Regions from separate parts of the Homo sapiens genome. Here region 2 is linked to region 1. The links are chromatin loops, found by intact Hi-C in ENCODE. Cell type or tissue: mesothelial cell of epicardium. All regions are shown on one strand. Links, peaks and the distances in the headings refer to the core of each region. The heading gives the core; the rest is flanking DNA.

Region 1 (2,910 bases), core at 293-2,792:
GCTGCTGAGGGTGGTGACGGCATACTACACTCACCTTCCCCTCCTGGGCAACTGGACGACTGTGGCCATGTGGCTGGTGGGACAGAAGCCACTGCCTACCTACATGGCCATAGCATGGAGCAGATGCTAGTTGATCTGACGACACTTTTATGCTCTGCTGATTCAGCAAAAAAGCAAGAACAGAGGCTGAAGGGAACAGGAAAGAGGGGCCCTAGGGCTGTTGGAGCAGGGCAGGGTCTGGCACGGACACTGAGCTAAGAGACTTGGCATTTTCGAAACTCTCCCTTCTCTATAAAAATCATCCCTCCCCTTAACAGTAAACTTGAAGGAAGAGGTAGATCCACCAGGAACACCTCCTAGGCAGGGGCTGGACGTGTATATCCCTGGGGAAGTGGCTCTCAGCCCGGACTGTACCCTGTAATTACGTGGGGCGCAATAACCAAGTCCCATGCCCAGTACAAAATATGCCAGGTACTAAATAGGGGGTCATTGAATTGGTGCTTAACTGCGTTGTTGATGCTTCTACTCCAAACTGCAAAACAAAGACCCAGAGCAGAGCTTTGCAGCCGGCCTCGCCGCGTCACGTGGGAACTTGTCGGAAACACCATGGCAGGGCCACACCCCAGGTGATGGAATCGGAAACCTGAGGGTGGAGTCCCAGCCAGTTTGCTTTGAAAGCTTCCCAGGTGGGAAGCGTAGCTCCAGGGGAAAGACATGAAGACTCAGACCCTCATTTGCTATCCGTGTAGAATGTCGGCGGCCAGATCGTGCTGGGCAGGGCAGGGCAAGGGCACAGGGAAGGTCAAGGCGCACACGCGATCGTCTGTTCGACCTCATCCTCGGCGCCCTCCAAGCCTGTCCTGTGCCAGAGTCAGCTTTGACCGTTTCTCTCTTCACCACTGCAATCAAATAAAATCTTCCTGGTTCCTGCAGAACCCACTTCATTTCCAGGGCGAGACGTTTTCTGCTGTGAGGTGGCAGCTGAAGCCCCCTGCAGCAGAGGTGGCCAGTGGGGCAGGCAGGGGTGCTGCAGGACCCACCACGCACCCTCAGGTGGCCATCAGCTCAGGGATTCTGCACTATCATCCCTTCTGTGGTCGCCAGAAATATGTTACAGGACGGGGTCCCAATCCAGACCCCAAGAGGGGGTTCTTGGGTCTTGCGCGAGAAGGAATTCAGGGCGAGTTCACAGGGCAAAGTAAAAGCAAGTTTATTAAGAAAGCAAAGTGGTGAAAGTGCAGCTGCTCCATAGACAGAGGAGAACGTTCCAGAAAGTAAGAGGAGGGACGCGTCCACCCTGGGAAAATGCTGCTTCATATGGGGAGATGTGCTCTGCTACAAGGGTTTGTGATAAAGGATTAGGTTTCTTAATTACTATATTTTACAAGAATAGATATTATTCGCTTTAAAGCAAAGTTAGGAATGCCTTTGTTCTCCAGTTATGGGGATATCTGGACACTCTCAAGTCTGGGTCTGTTTAGTAAACATTGTTAATTTGTTCCCTGAACTGTAAACATCTAGAGGCTCGGAATGCCTGACTTCCTAAGAATGCAGCCCAGCAAGGCCTAGCCTCATTTTCCAGCCCTCACTCAAGATGGAGTTGCTCTGGTTCGAACGCCTGTGACAGTGGCACTGCGTGAAGGAAACCCTGGCTTTGCAAAATCTCTGAGGAATTCTTCTCGGGGGCCTGGAGGCCGCCCTGGCGGCAGCTCCTTGGATCTGTCTGCCAGCGCCAAAGTGGGAAGGAGAATGGCCTGGGTCTCCCACTCCTCCTTCCCTCCTGCCTGGCCTGTTCCGTGGGCTCCTGCGCCCACTCCTCCTCCCCGCGGCCATGGGCTCCTCCTGCGAAATCTTGCATGGCCTCGGCTGCCAGGTGGCAGAGCCGCTGCGCTTGGGCGATGAAAGCAGACGGTGGCTCTGTTGCCCTCCTCCCACCCATCTCCCATGTTTCTGCCACCTTTTTAAGGGTGATGCTGCTCGCTGGAGTAAAAACCGTCGACTGACAGAAGCACGTTGGGCTGTGGGGTGAAATAATGACACCTCGAGCCCTGCCTGTCGTGGACCCAATGGAAGCCAGGGCCTCGCCCTAGAGCAGACATGGGCCTCAGGAGGGTGGGTGTGTCTGTGGGCGGAGTTCCCACCCGAGCCCTTGTCATGCACAGCCCCAGATTTGCCTTTGGCCTCCAGGTGCCACATGGGGACAAGCTGGGAACCAGGAAAGAAATGGGATAGTGCTCGGAAAACTGGTAGCTGGCAGTGGATAGCATGACCATGTGCCTGCCTGCGTGTTACTCATACAAACCCCAGGACCCAGACAACCCCATGAGGTGCAGACAGTGAGGGTTGTCGGTGCAAAGCACAGGCAGAGCAGATCCTGGCTCCTGGGCTGCATGGTCTTGGGTGACTCCTGACGTCTCCGTGCTCCTGGCTCCTCCTCTGTAACACGGGAGTCAGTCATCGTGCACGTTCGCAGGGTCATCAAAAGAATGGCCTGTGTTGGGGCAGTGTCCTGGCCATGGTGCGCACCCGAGGGCATTGGCTGTCATCCCCATCCTCCCTGGAGGGGATGGGACCTGCAGATGAAGCCCTTGCTAGTCCTGCAGCCGGGATCGGCGGGGTCAATCTGCTCTCTGAGTTCCTCAGCTGCACCCCTTGGAGGAGAGAGCCTGGATTCTACAGCAGAGACAGGGAAGAATTGTGGTGTCTGTGGCCCCTGAATTCCTTGGGGTCCCCAGACCTGCACTCCCCCCGGACTTGTGACTCGAGGTGACCCGTTCTCCCGACTGGCCGAGCTCCCCTCATGAGGTTCTCTGTCCCTTGCAGCTGAAAGCATTCTGACGGACACAGCTGGTTTTCCCTGCACTCTAGCACAATCTTAAAATAAAAAGGGAAACCCAGTTCTTCCAATTC
Region 2 (2,910 bases), core at 316-2,815, 190 kb before region 1:
AATGAAAAGATGATTCTGTTCTCTCTGCTAACGCTTTCCTTTGTAAAACCATAGCAGAGAATACGTGGTTTTGACCAAATCCCAGAGTTAAAAGTAAGCCCATTTGGAGTTTTTCATGAAATGGTGAGAGGAGCTGTTGGATACTGAACTGATTTCAGAACCGGAACGTCAGGGCGTCCGTAAGAGGCAGCGCTGTGAACCTGGTATCAGGCGTTAGAAAGAGCAGGAAGGAGGGGTGTGGCCATCCACCTCACCACAAAATAAGAAAGACCATCTGAATGGTCAGCTCTGCAGTTACTAAGATGCTGTACAGTGGCAAAGGAACTGCCAATAAGGCCAAGAGGAAGCTACTTCCATTTCTACAGTGGGTAATGACACTTTTAAGTTGCAGGTTCTCACGCGCATCCAGCCTTACTTTTCCACGGCAGATCGCTTCTGAGATTTTGATTGATAATTTAATGCCATCTTGGTTTCCATTCCCGTGTAAATAGCCACACCTACAGAGAGGAAGAGCAAGGGTGATGACCAGGGCGCAAGTGTGTCTTGCCTTATGGTGAGTTACACACAGCTGCGGGGAAAATCAATTCTTGGGTAAAGCGAATCCTATTTTTAATTTCATAAGCTAGTGTCCATAGCCACATAACACTAGCACTTGATTCCTTAGGATAAAGACCCTTCTTCATGCATAGGAAGCAATCTATGCTTCATTTTTTAAGAGTTCATATCTTAATATACACTGGGCCCACCATGTCCACGAGTTCTTAATCTGCAGGTTCTACCAACTGGGGATGGAAAATATTTGAAAAAAATCCCCAATAAAAATAACAATACAATGATACAAAATACAGACGATAAAAACAGTACAGGGTATTTACATCGTGCTAGGTATCAGAAGTAATCTAAGATGATGTGAACTACAGGGGCAGACATGCGTAGGCTACATGCAAATAGGGCCTTGGGCATCCGTGGATTTTGGCATCTGCAGGCATCCTGGAACCAGTCCCCCAAGGACACTGAGGAACACCTGCACAGCATTTTCTGACAGTGGGGCACACTTGTATACTTCTAAAGGTTACCTCAATTAAAACAGACAATAACCCACAAGAAATGGGAGATCCTAGTCAAGAAACGCAGACATGAAAAACATTTCCTGCACAACTAAACTTCACAAATTCCTTCACGGATGCAATGTTCTGTTTCTGAATCCAAAACTAGAGGCCTTAATCCGTAAGCCGTATTCTCTGATGCTGCTGCTTCAGGATTGCACTTATTCACTGATCAAATCTCAGTGGGGCAGAACTTGCGCGGCCAGAAAGCCTCCAGCACCTCAAGGTGCCAAGAAACGCTCTCGGGTTCCGCTGCGGGTTTTAACTTTTGCTTCATGCATCCTTAATGTTAGGGGCAATGGTTAATAATTAATTAAATATTTACCAAAGATTTTCTCAGTGTTCTTCAGTGTAGCTCCTCTAAGCAGCAGGTTTTCCGATCCTAAGGGCCTGTAAAGATACGATGATCAGAAATGATGCGGACACGAAGGCAAGTGGGCAGGGCGGGGGGCAAGAGGCAGACGTGAAACCCACTTGTTTGCTCAGCAGATCTCATTTTCAGAGGAGATGGCATACACGGAGGTTTGCTTATATTCAGATGATTAAGTCAGCCCAGGTCCATGTGAACAGATGTGGGCTTATCTTTGGGGGACGAACACATGGCTCCAGGAGTAGCGGCAAGGGCCTCCCATTGGCGCATGCGGGACCTCAGGCCCCATCCAGACCCACTGAGCTGCGCCCGGCAGCCTCAGCAACACTCCCCGAGAGACCTCTAGAGCAGGGGTCCCTGAGGTGGCCCCACCAGTGCCGTCAGCAGCACCTGGAGCCAGTCAGGAACCATCACACTAGTCAGGAAGATCGTCCCAGGCCTACCGAGTCAGAACCTGAAACCCTGGGGTGGGGCCCAGCAGCCCTCTCCTAACAAGCCTCAGGTTGAGAACAGCTGCACTGGAAGGTCCCAGAATGTTCTGGAAAGGCTAAAGAGGGGTGGATGTGAAATAAAATAAAAGTCACTCAACTTTCAACTGTTTCCTTTTTTTTTTTTTTTTTTGCAACAGGGTCTCACTCTGTCGCCCAGGCTGGGGGCACGATCATAGCTCATTGCAGCCTTGACCTCCTGGGCTCAGGTGAACTTGAGCTTTGGCCTCCCAAAGTGCTGAGATTACAGTTGGGCATCCCCATGCCCAGCCTCAATTGTTTCTATTACATCCTCAGTGAGATTCAGGGAGTCCCATGAAACACAGTCTTATTCCTGGAGACAAAGGCTGATACTCTATCTGGCCATTAGAAACACTGGTAGCCACACTGCAAAGCTCCTCTGAATGGGGGGGACATGTAAATCTGGGACAATCCATGCATGGCTGCTTTGGGGGGAAAACAAGCAACAGCCAAAGAACTTAAAAATCTCACACATGGAAGAACAAGCCCCGTTCTGTGCACTGAAGCCACATAAGCAGCAGGCAGGGTCTCTGCCATCAGGGGCTTATATTCTTGATATAACAGGGTTCCCTGCTGATGGAAAAATAATCTCTTCTCATTTCCTAAGTAGTAAGGGAGAAATAAGCAGCAAGATTCAAATGTATAAATTTTGCTATTGATAACATTCAGAGGATTGCTTCAGAGGGTAAAGGGTCAAAAGTGTTTGCTGAAGTTTGCTTTTCATTTATCATTGTATTTACTGTCCTTCTATCATGGAAAATTAAGAACCTACTGAATATTATGAATGTAAAATGCATGCAGTATATTTGGTCGATAGACCTCAGAACTGCATCCGGCTGAAGACAGGCAGAGTGGGGCTGTCTACCCCAGGCTGCGGCTGAGGGCTCCACGCGCGTCCTCCCCGGCAATCACTAAAGATGGAGCT

The links. Peaks named below come from ENCODE experiments on the same cell type or tissue, not always from the same donor. Only the 100,000 strongest peaks of a DNase experiment are listed, where the experiment ranks them.
Region 2: a loop joins it to region 1, with 40 times the contacts of the local background. A loop is called at or near these places in 4 of 110 quality-filtered maps.

What each region holds. Positions count from the first base shown.
Region 1 is chr13:112,636,296-112,639,205 of GRCh38, reverse strand. No RefSeq gene overlaps it. Among named protein-coding and RNA genes, the nearest start is that of ATP11AUN, 9.3 kb to the left of the region's middle. RefSeq lists an enhancer at 1,654-2,323. In mesothelial cell of epicardium, for the core only: no CTCF peak of the experiment used is centred there; DNase peaks (open chromatin) are centred at 957 and 1,762.
Region 2 is chr13:112,821,931-112,824,840 of GRCh38, reverse strand. It overlaps ATP11A (ATPase phospholipid transporting 11A), which reads right to left. Exons shown (of 30, transcript NM_015205.3): 9 at 1,432-1,496; 10 at 416-497. Among named protein-coding and RNA genes, the nearest start is that of ATP11A-AS1, 69 kb to the right of the region's middle. In mesothelial cell of epicardium, for the core only: no CTCF peak of the experiment used is centred there; no DNase peak of the experiment used is centred there.